Regions from separate parts of the Homo sapiens genome. Here region 1 is linked to region 2. A link is a contact called in ENCODE Hi-C or POLR2A ChIA-PET data. All regions are on one chromosome and are shown on one strand. Each heading gives the region's core, a stretch centred on a gene start or an enhancer-like site at or near the end of the contact. The rest is flanking DNA. Distances are from core to core; before and after follow the strand shown.

Region 1 (4,746 bases), core at 176-2,675, 91 kb before region 2:
CACTTCCTTGAATTTAGATAACAGACCTAAGGCCTGAAAACGCAAAAGTGTTATCCTCCCATCTCCCACAAAACTGACCGGTTTGAGCCATTCATTGGAAGCTTTTCTCCATGTAGCAGACAATAGGATCCCCCAGAGTTTCCAAACCTCTCTCCTTCCCTCCTATCCCTATTAGCAAACTCCAAGCTGGAGCCATGTTCAAGAGGAACTCAGCAGCAGACAGAGAAGCAAGACAGGGCCTTGGGGGAGGAGGGTTGGAAGGAGGGGGTGTGGTGGGAATGGCAGCTTAGTCTCAAAACAAGAGGAAGACTTAGTAGTTAGTGGTCGCAAGAGCAGGGAAGCCTGGCTCTCCTGCTCTGGGGCTGAGAACCCCTCTCCTTTGTTTAGCCTGGAGAAAGCCCCCAGTTTGAGGCGGAAGTGAAAGCTGTAAAGGTTAGAGCACAAAGGGCTGAGAGGCAAGCAGGACATTGTGTTTACAGAGTCAGGATTTCCCAGCTGGAAAGGTCTTTACAGTGCATCAGTTAAGGTTAGATGCAGCAGCTTGGAACCGAAGTCTTAGAGGAGCACTCTCAGGCTGCAGGCTGCCCCTGGTAGACAGTCACAAAAGCTGCACAATGTTGTCAGGGTCCTGGCTTCATTTTCCTGCCCACCACCTTACCTGTGGCCCCCTTTCTAGTGATGTTATTTGGGGCAAGTTGCTTAATCTTTCTGAGACTCAGTTTCCTCATCTGAAGAAGAAGAGTAATTGCAATACCCATTTCACAAGGATAATGAGCAGATTAATTAAAATAATACCTGAAAAGTTCTTTGCAACAGTGTCAATACAGCAAGCCTTGGCTGTTTTTATTTGTTTTGTTCAGGACTTGTACAATGCCAGGCATATAGTTGGAGCTCAATAAATATTTGTGAATTAGTTATTATCATTATTATTGTTGCCACAAAGGACCCACAAGCGACATCAAGAGCCCACTCCATTTACATAGCACCTAGGAAGAGCCTAATTTAACCCAACTTTATTTCTGGACAACCAGTTGCCCAAGCTGGAAGGGACCTGGGGTGCAATTGTCAAAAGGCAGCTGATGGACAGCCCAGCCCACGTCGGACCGGTGGAGCCCAGGACTGCCCCAAATGCTGTGCCTCCGCCAGACCAGACGCTGCTAATGGCTTTTGTTCGTCTGCCAATTCTACTGCCCATCCTCCTCTGGGAAGAAAGAGCAGACCGGACAGAGTCCTTCAGAGGCCGACGCATGCCAGAGGCTGGGAGACTTGGAAGGGGAGTGAGGAGACAGTCAGTGGGGAAGACAGTCACTGGGGAAGACAGTTCTCAGGGATTCCGCAAGGCCCTGGAGGTGTTTCTGTCTTTGTACCGTTGGTTGCCTCTGCGCAGGCAGCCTTGCTTCATATCACCTGCACTTCCTTGCTTCTAGAGGGATTGTGGCAAGAAAGCTCGCAGAAGTCAAAACAAGCCTGGTGATATGAAAACCATATGAAAACTTGGCAGGGTCCCATTTCAGACTAATGGGCCTGCCAGACATCACCGAGCCCACAGACACTGGCCCTTTGTGAGGTCGGGGACTGGCTCCCTCACTCCCATTCTACTAAGACAGAATTAAAAAGGAAACAAGCAAGGCAGCCAGTCTCTTTTCTCTCATCCACGTGCTTCCAAGGGCTTAGAAACAGAGTAACGTCAGGTACTTTGAGTGATGAACACAGGATGTTGTTACGGGCCAGGCCCATTCACAGTGCTTTTCAGTCCTCACTTGATCTTCATGGTAGACCTTAGTCCCATTTCAAAAATGAGGTCGCTGAGGTTTCTGGGGCTCCCATAGCCCAGGTTCCACATAAAAAATGATGGAGCAGCCCAGCCAGCTGGGGTTCAGATGCAGACCCATCTGGCCAAAAACCTTGACCTTTGATTGTTACAGAGCTACCTCCCAGATGACCTTTTGATTATTTCAGACAAATTTACCAACATTCAAAATTTTGCTTCAGGGCTTAGCTTTCAGAAAAAAAAAAAAGATGTTTCCTGTTCTAGAAAGAAATCGAGACATAACATTTTTTTTTCATGACTTGTTATTGAATCTTTGGACAATACTGTAACATGCCAATTGTTATTTATACCTGAAATTCCTGTATTTCAAAGCCTGTTGGGTGTGGAGGGAGACTATTTTCCAGAGCCATCATTATTGCAGTACTAAAATTAAGTGCTCTTTTAAAGCAACTTAAAAAAATCAAAAACTGAGATAAGTGGCTGTGCAAGTATAATGACTTGTTCTTTGACTTCCCAAAGACTGGAAAAACAAGGTCGGTATGCAAATACACCTGCAGATTATAATCTGTATGTAATTTACAATTATATACACATCGATTCTATATCTTCGTGACATGGCTTCTGAAAAATAATCTGAAGATATTTTAAAGACATTTTAAAACTTGATAAACTTTTGTAAGTCTGGCAAGACCCAGGTGCTCTGAATTCCTCTCTTATGGATAGTACGGGCAGTAGGCTGGAAATTGAACCCTCTGCTAGAAGCTGCCCGGTCACTTCTGTAAATAACTTTGGCCCTGATCATTTTAGAAGACACGAGGATCTGTATCAACGCCCTCATGAAGAGACTCATGAAGGCCTCTCCCACTTAGCTGCAATGAAGGAAAGGAAGGGGGAAGGGCCAGAGTGATCAAAGGAAAGGGAGTGAAAAACCCCCTAATTGCCCATCGGCAGGGGTCTGGCTAAATGAATCACTCCACGTGCACATCCAGATGAAGGGGGTGTTGTACAGCTGGTGAGAAGATTGGCTGAATCTGTAGGGACTGATAAGGAACAATCTTTTTATTGTAAATATGTTTTATTTACAGCACATTTTTTTCAATGTAAATTTTTTAAAATGCAGGCCAGGGTATAATATTTACTGTTGTTGTTTTAAATTGGGAGTTATCTGTATCTATCTTTTTTCTCCATTTGTTTATCTATTTCAGTAGCTATATCTATAAATAAATATACTTTGAATATCTCTAGAGTGATACATAATAAACTGGTGACAGTGGTTGTTTTTGGGGAGGAAAATGAGGGGCCTGTAGATCAGAGGTAAAAAGAACATTTACTTTTCACTGGATACCCATTTATAATGTTTGAATTTTAAAACTTAAAAAATATCTTTATTATAGCTAACACTGGTTTAGCACATATTACATACCCGGTATTGCTTCACATTAATAACTTCACATTTATAGACTCATTTAATCCTCAACACACCTAAGAGGTAGGAACTATTAGGATGACCATTCTGTAGATGAGAAAACTGAGGTGCAGAGCTTATACTTCTAGCATCTGAACCGAAGTAGAGAGGTTCCAAAAATCCAATACCATATGCATGTACTGCTTTTAAAGAATGAAGTCACTATTTTTTCTCAATGTGGAAGGGAGTACTTGCAGCCACCCTCGACCCTGAGGGTGGCACCATCCCTGGCTCAGTGATTGCCAGTGTGGTCCCCAGTGATGCCAAGTAAGAAGTGGTTTGGGTGGGATTTTGTGGGAAGGTGAGGGTGGTCCATCCCTTAACCCAGTGCCCTGTTCCCCAGCTACTTGATGAAGAAGCTGGGAATTTCATTCTCCGACAGCCTTTGATCCTCATTATCTTATTGCTAAGTTTTAAACAATGTACTCTATATAAATTAGCTTTAAGCCTCCATTATGTGATTTTGCTATCCTTGTTAGATATGGGTAGCATACCAAGGAGGAGAAATCAAATGATAGCTTCTCCAGATCTCTAATGGATGGATAGAAATTGAAACCGGTCACCACAGTTTTCTTACCAAATTAAAGAAGCACGTTGTGTTCTCTAAATGAGTTCAAGCTACAGTGAGAATAGCTTTCTCTCCAAAGTCACGGTAACCCTGAATCAAGTTTGGCTCATGGGCCATCTGGCAGCAAACACCACAGTACTCTACTTATATTCAAAGCTGTACTAATTGCCTTGTTAACAGAGCTCCTCTCATGAGAATGAAATTTAACCAGAGGAATATCAAAGCGCGATTTCAAGAGAATTGCATTGGTCCAGGAACTGATAGCATTTCCAGCAACCAAGTCTCAGAAGGCCCACGGAGCAAATAAAGAACATTTTAACGGTATTGTCAGGAGGATACAACTTGTCGAGGCAGATTTGCAAACAGGAAAGGGGGCAGAGACCGTTCTTGTCTAGACATCTGATTAGTGGGAAATTGTAGGATTATGAAGAGTGTGGATTTTTCTGGCTGACATTTCTGAGGAGGTCAGGCTTTCTGCACAAAGAGGTAAATGAGAGAAACATTTGTATCTGGTAGAAAATGCTGACTGGTCCTTATCCTCCCTTGGGCTCCAGAAGCAATTCCAGACCAAGAAAAGAGATTACTAGATTGAAACCTGCTGCCACTGCTTGGCACAATGGGCAGTTGCCTGGGAGGGTTTGGGCTTGAAGACAGAGGAGAACCGCAGCTGGAGGACACAGCTCCAGACATGTCTCTCCACTCCTGCCCCTGCTTCACGCCCTTTGATCTCCAGTCCCAATTTGCTTTCTGATCATGCTGCTAGCTGATCCCCTGGACTTGAGACCTCTGTTCTGCTTAAATAACAGCCCATCTTTTGTCCCCTCACCTCTGCCCCCACCCCTTCTCACCTGCCCCAGGGCACTTCAGAAACCTCAGTACTTTCAGGGTGGAAGTTACGGGGTGGGCAGACAAATAATTTCTGCATGGTGGCCATGAAGCCAG
Region 2 (4,619 bases), core at 1,929-4,428:
TCCAGCCTGGGCAACAGAGCGAGACTCCGTCTCAAAAAAAAAAAAAAAAAAATTTAGAGATGGGATCTTGCTCTGTCACCGAGGCATGCAGTGGTACTATCATAGCTCACTGCCTCTCACCTCAGCGTCCTGAGTAGCTGAGACTACAGGCACATGCCACCACAATAGGCTAATTTTTCTCAGGCTGGTCTTGAACTCCTGGCCTCAAGTGATCCTCCTACATCGGTCTCCCAAACACTGAAATTACTGGTATGTGCCACCACACTCTGCCTAAAATGAGGAATTTAATCTTGCCTATTGGGTACAGTAGCTGGAAAAATTAAATGAGATAATCTATACAGAGCAGTTAAAGGAGTGCAAAGAATGAAATAAGTGTGCAATAATGGTTAGCTATTATTAGCTGTGAACATGCTGGCCTGAACACATGCTGGTCTTGCAAACATCAACTTTTATTGACATGCATTTATACAACACATTATTAATGAGCATCATTTATGGACATTTTAAACATGGTCTACAAAGTCCAGCATGGTCTGGCAGTCACCAGCATCTCCAGCCACATCCCCTCTGTAGCCCAGATTATATCATGCCTTATCCTATATCTCTCTCCACCCCACCTCACCCCTTGGCTTTTTGTGTAGAAAGTCATGGCAGCCTTTCTACATGTCCATGGATACAGTGAGCTCCTTCCTAGAGCACACACACTGTACATCCTCTTTCCTCTACCTATACCCCAAGCTCCACTCTTTTGCTTTATAAAATGATCTTCAATTTTGTGCTTAATCATCCTTCCCTCAAACTGACAGCTAGGTCCCTGACACCACCACTCCAGCTCTTAAGTGGTAATTTTACATTTATACAGGATTCGTGTATCAATGCCTGTTCCATATACTATACTAAAAGTTCCACAAGGGCAAGGTCCTTGATTTGGGGTTTTATTCACTATTTTCTCTCAGGTCTACTACAGTGCTTGACTATGGTAGGTTCTCATTAGTTTTATAAATGAATAAACATAACCCAACAACAAGGCTATTGCTCCCAAGAATTGAGTATATCTTTCATTTTATTTCACAATCACTATTCTCCTCATCTCTGGCCTTACTCAATCTTACAGTGAAAAACATAGACACTGTACTAGGTAAAAGTAGCTTGGGGTAAAATAAAATGTGAATTTAATAGGTAGAGAAAGGGAGAAGGAGAAAAAGTCAAGTTACTTAAACATAGAAATGGGTTGGTGACCAGTGTTATGAATGTAAAAGTGTCTAAAGACATATGCAGAAAGGATTCTTCTAAGAGTATTGCTTTCTTTTGCGTAGTTGAGAATAATGTTATTTCAGTGGATGGATATGTTCATCACACTGTAATGCATGTAAAAACAACGTGTAAAGAAACATCAATAAAAGGACATCTCAAAGAGTGCTACTTGGAAAAAAAAAGAAAAAAGAAAAAGATATGGGGTAGTGAGTCAACATTAGCAAGGGGTAGTATAAACAGTGTTTAAACCCATGTCTTGAGCCAGGCAAAAGAGCAAGTGACAGAGAGAGGACCTCAATGAAGAAAGAGGAGACAAAAAATAATGGCCTGGGGAGAGCTTAGACCCGTGGGGCTGGCAGAGCCCAGACCAGAGGCGTGGGAGCCGCGCTGCTGGTGCTGGGGGTGCTCCAGCCGGCAGAACAGTGGGAAGGGAAAAGCAGTGGGCCCATTTAGAGGTTGAAAGAGGCAGGGACTGAGAAGCTCCAGGGTTTGAGGACCACTCCCCCATCCATACAACAGTTAGTATCCCAACTGCGGACCATATGTCCCACGCCCCAGAGCGATGGCCCTTGTGGTTTTTTTTTTGTTTGTTTGTTTGTTTGTTTGTTTTTGAGACAGAGTTTGGCTCTTGTTGCCCGCTGGAGTGCAATAGCGCAGTCTCGGTTCACCGCAACCTCTGCCTCAAGCGATTTTCCTGCTTCAGCCTCCCAAGTAGCTGGCATTACAGGCATGCGCCACTATAACCGGTTAATTGTGTATTTTTAGTATAGACGGGGTTTCTCCATGTTGGTCAGGCTGGTCTCGAACTCCCGATCTCAGATGATCTGCCCGCCTCGGCCTCCCAAAGTGCTGGGATTACAGGAGTGAGCCACCGCGCCCGGCCGCCCCTTGTCTCTTTAGGTCTCTTCTGCTTTATCAAACATGGACACAAAAAGGGTGCTCCTCAGGCGTACAGGCGCCGCCAACCAGCCACTGCTTCTGGTAAAGAGTCTTTCATCGCATTTAGTCATTTCTACAGTAAAACGTATTTTCCAAAGAGTACAGAACACCAGTCATGATGAGTTTTGTTTCTTTGTTTCTTAGAATCAGGGGTTTCATTCGTCCACAGAGAAAGATGATTTCCTATTTTTGTATTTTCAAGTTGTAACACATGTTTTTTCCCTTAGCTCTTATAACGTTAATATTTTTATATTTCATTATGGGTTTTTATTCTTCATTAAAAATGTCAGTCCAAGGGAGGCCTTTGTTTCGTCCATTTAAGGATTAGAAGATTGCCTGGCACAGAGTACACACCTGATGAAGGCGTGCTGAATACCTAAGTGAATAAAAACGCGGCATAAATAGCAGCTCAGGGCTCTAGGCGGTCGCGTGACTGAGAGCCTAGGCGCCAAGGGGAGGAGAGGGTAATCGCGAAGTCTCCCCAGGGGAGAAACCGAGGGGCTGAGAGAACCAGATCGACGAGGGCCAAGGCCCAGCAGGATGCCTGAAGAAGCCGATTCTCCTGCCCAGGGTACCTGAGGTTCGAAGGATGCTTCGTGCAGGCTCGCCTTGTGTCTCACCCGCCAGACCTAGGAAGCCAGACCTAGGCAGGCAGTGGACACAGGTGGCCAATGGCTGGGCCCGTCCAGCCCCCGTCCTGCCCTCGTCCCGAAGTTTCCTGGGATTGGCTGCCTGCCCCGCGGCCCTCCTCCCAGCCCCGCCCTCGCCCAGAGTCTTCCCTGCGCCGAAAGCGCAGGTATGTTCCTAGTCTTGAGCGGGAGAAAATCACCCAGCTCGGAGCACCTGGCCAGTGGGACCGGTGGGTTCCTGGTGCCTGAATCCGGCTGTCCGCTCTGCGGTGCCCCGCCCCGCCCCAACCCAGGATCTTCCCAGCCCCGCTCCGCCCCAACCCAGGATCTTCCCAGCCCTCGTGTGTCCCCGCTCACTTCAGTTCCCGCCGCGAGCCTTCTTCTTGGTCTTCTGGCCTGGCGGCGATCGTCGGCCAGTTTATCCCTCGGAGTTGCACTGTGAGTGCGTTTCTGCCCTTTGGTCTCCGGCGGGGAGGGCTCCCAGGCAGGGTCTGGGCTCGCCCCGTGTCCCCTCGAGCTTTGCCCGCCCCGAGCTCCTCTGCTGCCCGCGGCCAGAACGGAGGGGTAAAGCAGCCCTCGGCGGCCCAGGGGGCGGACGGCCGTGCCCGTCCCAGGGCCGCGCGAGGCACAGGCGCTGCGTCCTGCGGAGCCGCTGGGAGAATCCCGGGGCAGGTCCCGGCGCGGTAACAAGTTTGCGCTTTGCCTCCCTAGGGCAGACACGCCGCTACTTTGTAGCGGGTTTCGGGCGGGCCACGCGTGCGGCGACAGGAACCCAACCCCGGCCGACCTTGGGCTCCAGGAATTCGTTGTCTACGTCTGCGGAGGTGCGGCAGCCTCAGTTTTAAGCGCAGGTATGTTCCTACCCTTGAGCGGGAGGAAATTACCCAGCCCTGAGCACGTGGCCAGTGGGACCGGAGGGTTCCTGGTGTCTGAATCCTGCTCGCTTAACAGGAAGGCAATAGAGGCTGTGCTCTGAACCTTTCCCTCACGATGATCTTCTGCCTGTTGACCATCCTGGTGTCTTTCCCATGTGGCCCTGTATGGTTGGCATGGTTCCTGTCTTTAGGACTTGTGAGTATAACGCTTTATTTTTTCCTGAGCTTCTCCTATGTCTCCCCTTTGTGAGCACAGTGGCCAAAGAAGTCCATTTGGTCCCATGTCTAATCCATCGCATAACTGCTTGGCCCCCTTTGGTAGCCATGTCTGTTTTAGGTTGTGGGGCATTTGCCCGACAATGAACGTGAGTCAGAGATAAGAGGAGGGTCGCAAGCTGGGTGGAGGAGAGACAGGGAGTCCATTTTTGCCTGCCCATTTAGCAGCTTTCTCAGCCCTACAATTCCATAAAGATACTCTATCAGTTTCCTAAGTGTTGCGCAATGAACAATAATAATTTATGTAGGAAAATAAATAGACTGTAATAGGATAACAATTATATGCCCATTGGTGATGGGAGTATATGCTGAGGTCGAGAATCTATGGGGGGGTAGGGCGCAGTGGCTCACTCCGGTGATCCCATCACTTTGGGAGGCCGAGGTGGGCGGATTGCCTGAGGTCAGGAGTTCGAGACCTACCTGGCCAACATGGTGAAACCCCATCTCTACTAAAAATTCAAAAATTAGCCAGGCGTGGTGGTGCATGCCTGTAATTCCAGCTAGCCGGGAGGCTGAGGCAGGAGAATTGCTTGAACCTGGGATGTAGAGGTTGTGGTGAGCGGAGATCGCACCACTGCACTCCAGCCCGAGCAACAGAGTGAGATTCCATCTCAATTAATAATAATAATAAGAAGAATTCCGTCTC

What was found. A loop is a pair of places that touch in the nucleus more often than their neighbours do. ChIA-PET counts read pairs that join two places held with the same protein, here RNA polymerase II (POLR2A). Pooled maps may share reads with other maps.
Region 1: a loop to region 2 is called in a map of mammary epithelial cell, with 2.7 times the contacts of the local background. The contact joins the enhancer-like site here to the promoter of ERVMER34-1 in region 2. A Hi-C loop is called at or near these places in 2 of 168 maps with a recorded cell type or tissue (kidney and mammary epithelial cell), 1 of 37 single-sample maps with no recorded cell type and 2 of 50 pooled maps. POLR2A ChIA-PET finds 5 or more read pairs at or near these places in 1 of 52 experiments (H1).

The regions. Positions count from the first base shown.
Region 1 is chr4:52,838,695-52,843,440 of GRCh38, reverse strand. No RefSeq gene overlaps it. Among named protein-coding and RNA genes, the nearest start is that of RASL11B, 21 kb to the left of the region's middle. Within about 2 kb of position 1,425, at least 6 of the 41 ENCODE cell types and tissues checked have a DNase peak (open chromatin) inside an H3K27ac peak, as active enhancers do.
Region 2 is chr4:52,749,984-52,754,602 of GRCh38, reverse strand. It overlaps ERVMER34-1 (endogenous retrovirus group MER34 member 1, envelope), which reads left to right and starts at 3,178. Exons shown (of 3, transcript NM_001242690.2): 1 at 3,178-3,260; 2 at 3,534-3,673. It overlaps LOC107986281 (a long non-coding RNA gene), which reads right to left and starts at 3,636. Exons shown (of 2, transcript XR_001741691.2): 1 at 3,180-3,636; 2 at 1,046-2,569.